Regions from separate parts of the Homo sapiens genome. Here region 2 is linked to region 1. A link is an interaction called in ENCODE POLR2A ChIA-PET data of the cell type or tissue named here. Cell type or tissue: PC-9. All regions are shown on one strand. Each heading gives the region's core, and the rest is flanking DNA. Links, peaks and the distances in the headings are about the cores only. Region 1 has its middle 7.9 kb from the start of LINC00479. Region 2 overlaps RIPK4 (receptor interacting serine/threonine kinase 4).

Region 1 (6,551 bases), core at 2,462-4,961:
GTCAACGGTGCAGATGCCTGCTGTGGAAGGTATGATGTGCTGGATTCTGAATGCAGGTTGGGGCTATTTTTAGCATCTGGACCGGGCAGCAGGAGGCTGGGGGTGAGGCAGAGGGAGGGACAAGGCCAGCATGATTTGCTGCTAGTGGAGCTGGAGGAGAAGGCACCCACACGCTGGCTGGCCGCCCTCCTTTCCTGCTGGAGTTCCTGGTGAGTGCTTCCCCGGGGGCTGAGTTGTAGCTGTCTCCCTAAACACCTGGAAGGGTGTGGAAATGGGAAGTGACTCGAGGGTTTGGGCCCTGCGCTGCTCGGACTCGAAGGACAGATGGCCCAGACCTTGGGAAGGATGGTTCTGCCCCATCTGGTACTGGACTCCTGACTCCTGGGAGGCCTGTTGGTCGGTGGTGAGCGGCTTTGCCACATGTCATGACACATGGACATGACGCCACACTGCCTCAAGGGGCACTTGTGAAGGCCAAACTAGAAATGGATGAGCAGTGCTTAGCCCATGAGGAAGTGACACACCAGTGACAGCCTTGATGGCGGGGCCACGGGCTGAGAGGGTCTGGTCCCTTGGCTGCCACCAGCCTCCCAGGGCGTGTCTGCCACCAGCCTCCCAGGGCTGGGCAGCAACCATCCACAGGACTGGGGCTCAGCCTCTCTCCCTTTGTGGGAGCCACTGTTTTCTAAGGGTGTGGACATACATGTGGTCTGCTCCCTCCCTCCATGTTTCCTGGGCTGGAGAAGACCTGAGTCAGCACGTGAACGAGGAGAGGAGGCGGCTCTCCGCAAAGAAACCTAAACACAAGGTCTGATTCCCACTTCCCAGAGCCTCCTTCAGGGAGGCCATTGGCCCAAACCACTTTACAGTCACAGACTATTTGTGCGGAGGGAGACATTCCAGATCATCTTGCTTGATGCTTGCCAGTACATCAAGATGGTTCCTTTTTGTTGTCACTTGGAAAAAAGCTTGAAGGATAATACTCTTGGTTAAATGAACTGCAGGACTTTTCAGGGCCTTGACTAAACCCACATGATCAGGGTGTCAATAAATAGCGGTGTGGTATTCAGTATTCCACAAGTTTGTTGATTGAAACCTTTTACAATTTTATTTTCCCTTTATTTTTTAGAGATGGGGTCTTGCTCTGTCATCCAGGCTGGAGTGTAGTTGCATGATCATGGCTCACTGTGGCCTGAAAACCCTGGGCTCATGTGATCCTCTTGCCTTAGCCTCTCCAGTAGCTGGGTCTACAGGTGCATACCACCACGCCCGGCTAATAGTTTAAAAACATTTTCTGGATATGGGGTCTCCCCATGTTGTGCAGGCTGGTCTTGTGAGCCACTGCATCCAGCCTGAAACCTTTTAAAAGTCAGGCTTATTGAGATATAGGCTGGCGAGGTGGCTCATGCCTGTAATTCCAGCAATTTAGGAGGCTGAGGTGAGAGGATCATTTGAGGCCAGGAGTTTGAGACCAGTCTGGACAACATAGCAAGACCTCATCTCTACAAAAAAATTAAAACTAGCTGGGCATAGTGGCACACGCCTGTAGGTCCTAGCTACCAGGAAGTCTGGGGTGGGAGGATTGCTTGAGCTGGGTGACAAGCAATAGAATGAGACCCTATTAAAAAAAAAAGATAGAGTTATATAATCAACATACGGTAAAACTCATTGTTTTAGTGTACAGTTCTACGAGTTTTGACAAAGTTCTATGAGTTTGACGAAGTGGTCACAGTTGTGTAACCACCACCATAGCCAAACATAGACCACATCTATATCACCCCCAAACCACCCCCACACTCCTTGGCAGCCAGTTCCCAGCTCCCACTCTCAGCCCCTGCAACCACCAATTTGTTCCCTGTCTCTACAGTTTTGCCTTTTCCAGAATGTCCTCTCCATGGGATCTCAGCGTGTGGCTTTTGGTGTCTGGCATCTTTCACTCAGCGTAACACGTCTGAGATTCATCCATGTCGCTGTAAGTGTCAGTAGATGGTTCCTTTTTGTTGCTGAACAATAATATCTGCTGTTAGGGTTCCCCACAGTTTGCTTATCCACGTCCCAGCTGATGGATATTTGGGTTGTCTCCAGTTTGGAACGATTATGAATGAGCAGCCAGAAACATTTGTCTCCAGGTTTTTCTGTGATCTCTAGGCTTTGTTTGTTTGTGTTTGTTTTTGTTTTGTTTATGTTTTTGAGACAGAGTCTTGCTCTGTTGCCCAGGCTGGGGTGCTATGGCATGATCTTGGCTCACTGCAACCTCCGCCTCCTAGGTTCAAGCAATTTTCCTCTCTCAGCCTCCCGAGTAGCTGTGACTACAGGTGTACACCACCACACCCGGCTAATTTTTGTATTTTTAGTAGAGTCGGGGTTTTGCCACATTGGCCAGGCTGGTCTTGAACTCCTGACCTCAAGAGATCCGCCCACCTCAGCTTCCCAAAGTGCTGGGATTACAGGCGTGAGCCACTGTGCCTGCCCTGATCACTAGTTTTTACTTTTTGGGTAAATATCCAGGATTAGGATTGCTGGGTCATTCATTAAGTATCTGTTTAACTTTATAAGAAACTGCCCACCTATTTTCCAAAGTGGCTATTGCATCTTGCATTCTCGTTGGTGACTTGTGTGAGCTTCACTGGCTCCACGTTCTCACCAGCTTGGATTGCTTGAGCCAAGGAGTTCAAGACCAGCCTGGGCAACATAGTGAAACCTGTCTCTATAAAAAAATAAACAAATTTAGCCAGGTTTGGTGGTGCGTGTCTGCAGTCCCAGCTACTCAGGAGGCTGAGATGGGAGGATTGCTTGAGCCTGGGAGGTCGAGGCTGCAGTGAGCCAGGATTGCACCATTGCACTCCAGCCAGCCTGGGTGACAGAGTGAGACCCTGCCTCTGTCACAAAACAAAACAAAACAAAAAACCCCAACAAACAAACAAACAAACCACCCCCCAAAAAAAATCTGCTAGAGATCCTGGGAAATACTGTTGCTGACATTGCAGCCACCCTGGTTCCTCATCATTTCTTTCCTTCCATCTCCTTGGATTGTGAACAAGAGACTGGAGGTGGAGTGGGTGTCCTGTGACCAGGAAGCCTCCATGAGGAAGAAAGTGACACAGGATGGCAGAGCAGCAAGATAGAAGGAGCTTGGGGTCCTGGTGACATCCTGGGGAGGCTGTACAAGCCAGGACTGCTTGCTTGGGTAAGAAAATTAAAGTGCTGTTTGGTTGAGCCCTGGAATGGGGTTCTGGTTCATGCAGCCAAAGGTGATCCCTGGTGATGTGCTGGCACAGCAGAACAGTGAAAGCTGAAGCAGCACTGACTGCCAAAATGATCTCCAACTACACAAGCCTCGGGCACAGCAGCTCCAGAATGGCCGAGGAATCTGAGGCACCAGGGGTCTCTGAAGGTGGGGATGAGGGGCTGGCTTCATACTGTAGTAGTGGCTGAATGTATTGTCAGAGACACTTAGTCCCTGAGACTTCCTCGTTATCCACCTGGCTAGATGACTCATCCACCTCACTGAAGAGAACTCAGGAAGTGCACACTATAGAGAAATTGAGCCAGACCAGCTCTGGAGTTGGCACTCAGAGCGAGCAGAAAGAGGAGAAAGATGCCAAAAGACAAAACAAAACAATACCGACCTGCAGGACATGAATTTCCTTACTGAAAAGGCAAGCCACATTTTCAAATAATAAATGAAAAATCAAATGTAAGGGTAGAACAAAGATGTTTGAAGGTATGCAAGATGAAATCATTGAACCTCACATGCATTCTTTCTCAGCAAGTTCCTGTGGTATGGGTGTCACTTGCACAAGGAAGTAAACCCCAAAAGAGAAAGATGTGAGGCACAGGACACATTAGATTTAGCACCAGAAAAATACGAAGGAATTCTCACTGAAGTTGAAGGGAACTTTCAAGGGGGAGCTGTGCCACAAGCCAAGAGGTCAGCCAGCCCAGATACAAATAGGACAGAGAGCTCTGGAGGGGATGTCTCCAAGGGGAAGGACAAACAACAACAAAGCAACAACAAAAGAATGATTACTTAGTATGTTTGACTTTGTTGAGAGGACTTTTATAGGTCTATCAGAAAATTGGGGGGGGGATAATTGGTAAGTAGTAGACAAAAAAATTAAGTTTATGAAAAAATGAGGCAATTGTTAACCCCAGGAAAATCAAAAAGTTGTACTAAAAAGAAAAGACCATCCTAGTTCCCTAAGTGGTTTAGTTGTGACAACATTTATGGTGGTCATAGTAATATCAGAACTAAATATTGACTTGGCCAAAGGTTGCGAATTGTGTAACTGTGTAAGTTGTGAAGATGCTGGGTAGGTGGAATAGGTGGGAGTGTGTGGGAGGTGGTGGTGTAAGTGAGATAAAACCGAAAGGAATAGTACTGTAATCATGTTGGAAGTGTGAAGGTCAAGGTCAAGAGAAACAGCTGAGAGACTTGAAGGCCGATGACTCACAGGGGAGGGAGCTGGAGGTGGGAAGAGGTGCAGTGATAACAACTGTTTATTATCACAAGCCTTGCAGCACTACTTGACTATTAAAACAATGTTATAACAATCAAATTTTAAAAGGAAGAAATAATAACTTGGTGAAAGGGACGTTCTCTCTTCTCCAGAGAAAAGCAGCACAGTGTACCTGGGCATTTCTGTGTTGGTCTTAGAAACCCAAGCCCATTCGCCTGCCTGGGGGCCTCCAGCTGGCTGGAGTCTGAGCACTGGCCTCTGTGGCTGAAGCAGGGTCATCTCTCGCCCTTTGTCCATTCATGGACTGGCACAGGTGGATTTATGGCTATGTTGTCAGCCACCTATGAACAAGCGAGGGGTGCCAACAGGCCATGCTCTGGCAAACAGCCAATGTGGAAGACAGAGACTGTCCCTTGCACACTCTCCTGCTCCTCTCTGTCTTTTTCAGTCTTCTTGTTTTCCTTCCTAGTGGAATCCAAATGCTGGTGTTGAGACGGTAGGCAGGCCTGGGGGCTCCCCCGTACTATGCAGGTTCCTGCTCGGCGTTTCCCGTCCTGTTCACTTACTCCCACCTGCCTCCTTTGGGCTTTGGAGCGGGGACCTCCTGCAGCCAGGCCCCTAGAGGAATTCCTCAGATCCCTGCTGTCCCAGGGAAGAGTGCGGAAAGGAAGGGGTGGGCTGCATCCCTGTGCTCAGAACAGACACAACCACAGGGTTGTGGCTGATTTTGTGCCCAACTCTGAGAAATTGGAGCCAAGCAGGTCACCCTCTGCATGAGTGTCCCATGGCTGGTGCCACAAATTTTACAAACTGGGTGAATTCAACAACAGATTTTTTTTTCTCATGGTTCTGGAGACCAGACATCTGAAATCAAGGTGTGTGTGGGGCTGTGTTCCGTCTGAAGGCTCTGGGGAAGGACAGTTCCTTGCGTCTCTCCCATGTCTGTCAGTGGCCCGTGGTCCTGGGCTTCCGTGGCTGGTGGCTGCATCACTACATCCCCACGTTGGCCTTGGCCCGCCCGCTTCTGTGTGCCTCCTCACTTCATCCTCCCTCTACTCAGGTCTGTGTCCAAACTTCCCTCCTACAGGGACACCAGTGTTATGGGACTTAGGGCCCACCCTAACCCATCATGACCGCATCTTAACTTGATTCGTTTCTAAGACCCTCTTTCCATATAAGGTCTCATTCACAGGCACCGGGTTTAGGACTGGGACATATCATTTGTGGATACAATTCACATACAGCATTTTCGTCACTGACCTCCTCCTCCACCCTCATGGCTGCTCAGAACTTTCCACCCTTAAAAACTCCTCTCATCAACATGCTTCGCTAGCACAGTCCCACTTTGTCCTCTTCCCTTGTCACCAAACTTGTTGAAGGTCCTTTATACCTCAGCTTCCCCTGATACATTCCTCTGCCATCACCATCTGCCTGACCTGTGCCTTCTGGAAGGTGCCTGGCGGGAGGGGGTTTTCCTTGTGTCTGGTCCTTTGCATGCTCTGTGGCTTTTGAGGTGGGTGTTGAAGGCTATACAAGCCCACCCTCCCCCCACCACCCTCGGCTTGGCTTTGACCTGTGTGTACCCGGCATGCTGCACATGCTGTGTGTTTGTGTGTTTGTGTTTGTGTTTGTGTGTGTGTGAGGGGGACAGCCTTCTTGGGATTGCATTGTCCTGAGGGCACCCCTGAGTCCTCTGCACCGCTCAGCCCAACAGCAGAGACGGACAGACCCCAGAGAACCCGACTGGAATGGCTGGAGACTCTCCATTGGATTTTTGCCTCCAGGGTGAGCTTAGGACCCACATGGCCGGGCTTTGGGCTCATTGCTGGAGAGCTGCACCTGCTGCGGAACTCAGAGCGTAGCCTCTGGCTGGATCACTTCATTCCCTTGGCTCTGCCAGCACTTGTCAATCTCCAAAATCCAATCCACCCTTGAAAAGCAGAGGTTAATCAATGTGCTAGGGACAGAGAGGGGGCCACGGAGTGGACATCTCAATTTACTGAGTGACACCAGGCCAGTGACTTGACCTTTCGGAACAGCTTCCTGACCTGGAAGGTGGGGGTGAAAGTGCTTTCTTCATGGGTGGCTGTG
Region 2 (6,551 bases), core at 1,903-4,402, 54 kb before region 1:
CCATGTGCAGCAGTGGCTGATCTTTCTGAGAAGTTGGTCAAACCCTGGCTCTTTGTGAAGCTGATTCCTTTAGGTTAATTATTGACTGTATTGAGCCTGAGGTTCTTGTTAGGAATGTACATCAGTCCCACTGTGCTCCAGGAGCTGGTTGCATTGCAGTCTCACAAGGTTGTACCTAGGCCTTGAAGTAGTCGCTGTGCCACTTGCCCTGCCACATTTCTCAGTGCTTTTCTGACGAGCTGCCTCCCACCCCAGCCCCTCATATTTGCAAGATGTTCCCTGAATTGGGGCATAGGATTCTCCTAGGGTCTTTGTGTGCAGCCCCCGGCCCTGTACCCCTTCTGCCTAAGTCTTGCTTCTCTTCTCGGAGGGACAGCCCCTCTCACCCCTGACACACGGGTCTGGGCCTCTTCCAGGCTGCTGGGGGTCAGTGATGGTCTAGTCCACTTGTTACATAGGAGCCACCACAGGTACAGGTGCAGGTGAGGCTGATTTTCACTGGCCAACGCTGCTTGCCTCTCAAGGTGGTCTGGGGTCTCCTGGCTCCCTGCAGCTCCCCTGGGCCAGGCCTTCAGCCGGCCCTTGGCCACAGCACCTGCTCGGGGCTTGTTTGATGAGCAGGCTGCGCCAGGCCATGTGAGCTTGCTTTTCTGTGCAGGAAAGGTTGGGGGGCCGCCCAGCCCCCAGACACTTAGCGAGGCTCCCAGGGACAGGAAGTGCCTGCCAGGGGGCCCTCCTGGGAGTTCACAGGTGACACCCCATTGATCTGAGATTACCTTCATCATGGGGCTCGGTGCCTCGGAGGGTCCTGTGGGGTGGCTTTGGAGAGGCAGCTGGCCTCCCTGGCTGACCCTCATTGTGGGGGTCACAGGGCCTAGGGTGGGGTGTAGGGATGGGTGCTGTGACCAGTTTGGAGAGAATAAAGTGATCCCAAAGGCCCCGTTCCTCCCCTACCAGCCCCCAGCTAAGGGGATGCTCAGAAGAAGCCAGTGCCTGCGGGGCGCCGGCTGGGAGACGCTCCTGCCACATTCAGCCCTGGCTGGTCGGGGCGAGCCTGAGCAAACCCCAGGTTTGTAACAACAGAGCTGACGATTGGACAAGCCCGTTTCTTGTCAGTTTTAAAAATAGCCGTGTGGGAACCCCTCCGAGGCTCCCTGGGAACATAATTGGATTGGTGTGCAGAAGGCCTCGCTGAGAGGCATCAGCTAACAGATGATGAAACACATTTTCCGGCTGCATTTTCCTGAAGGTAGTTGCTAGGTTTCTCCTTCGGAGCTCTTTGTTACCTGAGCGGTCTCACCGTCTCCCCCACCTCCCTGCTTCTCACTTTTCCCTTCGTTTATTGCTTCTCCGCTTGCACAAGACCATGTCCCGGGGCAGTTCTTTCCCCCTTTCCAGGATGCGTGCTTGCAGGGGAAACCGCAGCTGGCCTGGTCCACAGGTCTTTGGAATTTCTGAGCCTGGAGAAGAACCTTGGGACTTCTTTAGAAGTTCCTTTTAGAGATGATTGGTGTGATGATATTTCTCGTATTTCTCGCTACTCCATTGGCCTCCCTGGGAGGGCGAAATACACTTTGGCTAGCCCTAAATGAGGAGAAAACCGAATTCATCTAAGTGCTACTCACCGTATCTTTAAAAAGTTGAACCCCAAGTTAATCCTAATTAATGCCCAGAGATTTTTCATGTGGAACCCAAAACAGGACCCAGGACACTTTTGCGGGGGAGGGGGGGCTTTTCCCGTTCCTGCGTGGAAGCAGAATTAGCAACGCTTTCACCAGCAGCGAAGGAGAGGGGAATAGGATGCCACCCCCTCTGAACTGTGCCTAAGCGTAGCTGCGCTTGGAGCAAGGCACAGTTTTTAGGTTGTGTTTTAATTAACACCGACGAGAGGGGCTTCTGGTCAACCCAGAAACGTTGACTTCACTGTCAACAGTAAGAAATGCGATTTGGAGACGGTGCGAATGTGACTGTGTGATGTTCTGTGCTCCCTGGCCGCCACCCCAGCACCTAGGCTGGATTCGGCATCTCTCCACGTGTTAAAATGATAATAGTAATAAATCTACAGTTCCTTTTGTGTGGTCATCAGAATAAGCCAGAATCATTAAAATAAGCCAGAAACACTGCTTAGGAGAAAAAAATGTATTAAAAAAAATAGTGCCATTGCTCAAAAGCAATTGGTGGGTTCTTTCTGTGCTTCGAGTACCTGAGCACTTCTTAACCTCCCTGATCAGAAAAGCCTCTTCTTGCAGCTTGTTGCAAAGAGGCCCTTTCAGGCTTATTGAATTGCAAATGCCGCCGGGCGACACCCGACCCCAGAAGGGCTGGAGCTTCCTAAAGCCGCTGGAGTTTCCCAGATGTGCGCCTAGGGAGCACCTGGAGAGGGGCTGGAAGGCGGGGTCGTGTGGGTTTTGGCCCAGTGGTTACTGGATGGTAAACAGTGTGGAAAGTTTCTGAGGACATGCTGGTGCTTCTGAGCGAAATCCAGGCTGGTAGGCAAGGGAGCCGCCCCACCCCCACTCCTGGGCCTCAGATCTCCCACAGGGCGGTCCCGGGACCCCCTTCCTCAGCTGGAATCCTGTCTACCCCAAGCCAGTTTGGATCATGCTGTCACAACACTTTTGTCCACGGAAACAATGACTTTTTTTTTCCAGGACAGCTGATTTTCCTCGAGAAAGTGCCCTCAAATGTGTGGCCCATGGAAGGGGGAAGTCGTGCCGGGCTCCCTTCAGGCAGTTGCGCAAAGCTGGGGTGGACTCCGTTAGGAGATTCTAGCCGGGATCCGCTTTCAGGAGCCAACTAGCAGCAGTGGCCCTTTTTTGTTTGTTTGTTGTTTCTTTTAAAGTAAGGTAAATGGGGTCTCCGTTCTGCAGAAAGAGCCCGGGGCAGGGAGAGTAAAGTACTTGCTGAACTCGGTGCGCTGGGGAGGGGTGTGCACTGCTGCCAGCCCGTAGCTGTTAGAGTCGCCAATGAGCTCACTCTGCAATCAGAAGTCACCGGGGTTTTATGTATTAAGCCCTTTGGGCAAATAAAAGAAAACACTATTTGTGGAGTGGCTCAGAGCTTCCACTTAATAAGCTACTCAGCCTTCCTTTGATTGACATTGTTCTCAGAATACGTGTTTATTATCAGTCAGCTTTGGCTTAGAGAGTTCACTCTCAGAATGTCTACTTAATGTGGAAAAATGACCCTTGCGAATGGCTGGCCTCTAAACACCCGAATTGTCATTTCCTCAAAACCCTCCGGCGAGGAGGGTGTGCCTCACACGGTTGCACAGTGGATGTGGGTCTGAGTCCTACGGAAGGACTTTCGCCAGCGCCCCGGGGCAGAGTGTCCGGAGGAGGGAGGCCACACTGGTAGGGGAGGGGCGGCAAGCTGGCCACATTTGAGCAATCGGAAACAGACAAATCATAACTCTGATTCTTAACAAGACATAAAAGAGAAGCAGCAGCTGGTACCATGTCCCAGTCCGATGGTTTGGAAGTTAGTGGCAGTTGCCGGGTTGGAAGTTGTGCTGGTATTCCTTTAAATAACAAATGAGGGCCTCAGCCAACCGGTGTTCCCAGAGGAGGAGAAAGGCTGGGAGCTGAGAGGTGTCATTTTCCTTCTTTGGTGACCGGTTTCATTTTAGCTGATGCTTGACGTTGGCATCAGGTCCTCGTCTTCCTTTTTTCCCAATGCTCACTGAGACTGGGGACAGGGTTGAGAGTCCCACGATCTGATCTGCACCCCCCATCCCTTGATGGGTCCCAGAGCCTGGCCCAAGCCTGTGGCTGCAGGGAGAGGGATTTCCCCTGGAGAGGGAGGAAGCAGCCGATGGTATGCTGGTGATGGGGCAGCTTTCAGCTCAGCCCAGGGACCCCCACAGGCTAGCACTGCACACTGGTGGGCATCTTGTTTTCCATTAGTTGGTCATTTAACCAGAGCGCTAGGAAAGCAGGCCGTGCTCCCCTAAGTTTTGTCTCATAATAATTTCACGTTCATTCCTGATACTTGCTTCACTTGTTCCCAAGGCCAGTGGGATTCTTTGCTCCTTGAGTGTATTCAGACACACTCGACCTGCCCACCCCCCACACCCCCCAGCTGCTCCTCCTGGGGTGCTCCCGCGTCCACCGTAGAGAGCTGCCTAGTGACCCCTGGTGCAGCTCCAGAGAGGTCCTGCAAGCTTCTCCCCTCCACATGCAGTCAATGGACCCATCCTGCAGATTCTTCCAACAGAGTGTGTGTGCTCTGCTGGCTTCCCCTCTCTGCTTTGCCAAGCCCAAGGGGATCCACAGCGACTGCTCCGCTCTGCTGGCCTCCCGGGTGCCCCTGGACTCTGCGCAGGTCTCAGCCTTCCCGATTCTCTCAGGGGCCCTTTCCTATGCTGACTTCTGACTTTGGATCTCTCTTGATTCTCCATAGCTCCCTGGACCTTCCTTTCAAGAGGCTTAGATTTTTCAACCACACTTCTCTTTTGGGGGTAGTTCGCCATCTTCTTCCTTAGAGGGTACACGTAAACACCATGAAGGCGGGAAAGGGACCTCTTGTCCTTAGTTCTGACATATGGTGGATTCAAGCGAGCACTTGCCAATACACAGAACTGCTTAAAATATAGGTCAGGTGAGTGCTGGGAATACTGAAGTGGTGATTCTGGACAGTAGTAGTTTATTGGCTGAAAATGCACTCACTTGATTTACATCGGGGTTATTCAACTTGGCACCGTTGGCATTTGGGGCTGAGTAATTCTTAGCCTTGGGGCTGTCTTATGCATTGTAGGATGTTCAGTAGCATCCTTTAGTTGTGACAGCCAGAATCTCTCCAGACATTGCCCAGTGTTTCTTGGGGGGTGAAGTTGCCTCTAATTGAGAACCAGTGGGCTATGTCCTGAGACGCAGAGCCCTAGCTGCAGGGCTTGCATTGTTGGGGGGCAGACAGGCTGAGATCTCCGAGCCTTTGGTACCTGTCCGATGTATGGGAATTTCCACAGCAAGAGCTAAACAGTAGGATCCAGGGGTTCCTGCTGGCCTTTCCTGCAGGGAAAGTGTTTTCACTATGGTAAGGGAAGCCTAGGAGGGGCTGAACTCTCGCAGGGGCGGTCAGATCATTAAGAAATGGATGCGTTCTGTTGGCACTGTTTTGGATTCACCAGCAGGCGAGGAAATGGGAGCCACTGAGTGATTTCCCAGCACCTGCTCCCGGGTTTGTCACTGGGAGGAGCAGGCCTGTGTCCGAGCTCCAGAAGAGCCCCCTGCTGTGGCAGCGGACACTGGGTTATAGGCAGGGACTTGGGCTGGACGCTGGATTCTGGGGGAATTGTCTGGAGGCCACCCCAGCCAGCTGCCTTGCGTGGCCTGTGTGTGGACATGGAGCTGCTGGGTTTCCTGCTATAGGAGGTCGGATCTCTCCTAGTGTGGTTCTGAACATTTCCTTTAGGGAGCTTATTATATTATTAGAAAGCAGATTGGCTGGGCACGGTGACTCATGCCTGTAATCCTAGCACTTTGGGAGCTGAGGCAGGCAAATCACTTGAGCCTAGGAGTTCAAGACCACCCTGGCAAACAGCAAAATCCCATCTTTACTAAAAATACAAAAAATTAGCTGAGTGTGGCACACCTGTAATCCCAGCTACCCTGGAGGCTGAGGCATGAGACTCACTTGAACCTGGGAGGTAGAGGTTGCAGTGAGCTAGGATCATGCCACTGCACTCCAGCCTGGGCAACAGAGCGAGACTCTGTTTCAAAAAAGAAAAACAAACAAAAAAACAGATTTTCCAGCCCCAACCTGGAATGCATTCTCAAGGAGTGAGGCCTGGGAACCAGCATTCCAGCCAGCTTCCTGGGTGCTTTCTACCATGTCTGTGTTTGGGGCTGCTGATCTCGATCCTGCATGGCCAGCGTGCGTCCGTGGGATTCAGCCTCTTACTCTGAACGCATTCTGAGACTTTTGACCCATGATGCCAATACAGACCATTGCACTGGGATTCTAGTCTGTGAAAACACAGGCTGCACCAGGGAAGTGACCTTAGACCAGAGGTTGGTCAGCTTTCTCCACGAAGGCCTAGAGAGGCAACATTTTAGGCTTTGCAGGCCGCAGGGCCTCTGTTGCAAGGACTCCTCTCCCCTTTGAAGTGCAAAAGCAGCCACAGCCAGTGTTTAAATGAATGAGTGAGACTTTCTTCCAGTAAAAGTTTATTTATACAAACAAGGTGGTGGCACGCTGTGGGCAACCATTTGGCAGTTTCTCAAAATGTGACACATAGACTGTGACCAAGCAATTCTGCTCCTAGGTATGTATCGAAAAGAATTGAAAGCCACGACTCCAGGCGTTTGTCCCCCAATGTGTGCAGATGTGCAGCATTATCCACGAGAGCCAAAAGGTGGAAATGGCCTGCACCCACGAACAGATGAACAAAACGCAGTACATTCGTGCAGCAGAATATTATTCAGCCATGAAAAGGAAGTTTTGATATATGTTACAGTGTGAATAGACCCTGAAAACATGCTTAATGAAATAAGCCAGACACAGAAGGGCAAATTTTATATGCTTATGCTTATATGAATTTGCCTAGAATG

The links. ChIA-PET counts read pairs that join two places held together with the same protein. Peaks named below come from ENCODE experiments on the same cell type or tissue, not always from the same donor. Only the 100,000 strongest peaks of a DNase experiment are listed, where the experiment ranks them.
Region 2: POLR2A ChIA-PET joins it to region 1 with 12 read pairs; 8 of 35 experiments call an interaction of 5 or more read pairs at or near these places.

What each region holds. Positions count from the first base shown.
Region 1 is chr21:41,704,639-41,711,189 of GRCh38, reverse strand. No RefSeq gene overlaps it. Among named protein-coding and RNA genes, the nearest start is that of LINC00479, 7.9 kb to the left of the region's middle. RefSeq lists a silencer at 4,227-4,521. In PC-9, for the core only: no CTCF peak of the experiment used is centred there; DNase peaks (open chromatin) are centred at 3,489, 3,809 and 4,389; H3K4me3 peaks cover 553 bases; H3K27ac peaks cover 2,500 bases.
Region 2 is chr21:41,758,283-41,764,833 of GRCh38, reverse strand. The region is part of intron 1 of RIPK4 (receptor interacting serine/threonine kinase 4); the gene reads left to right. Among named protein-coding and RNA genes, the nearest start is that of RIPK4, 5.5 kb to the left of the region's middle. RefSeq lists enhancers at 70-668, 1,970-2,603, 2,604-3,238, 3,239-3,873, 3,874-4,508 and 2 more. In PC-9, for the core only: no CTCF peak of the experiment used is centred there; a DNase peak (open chromatin) is centred at 3,153; H3K4me3 peaks cover 2,500 bases; H3K27ac peaks cover 2,500 bases.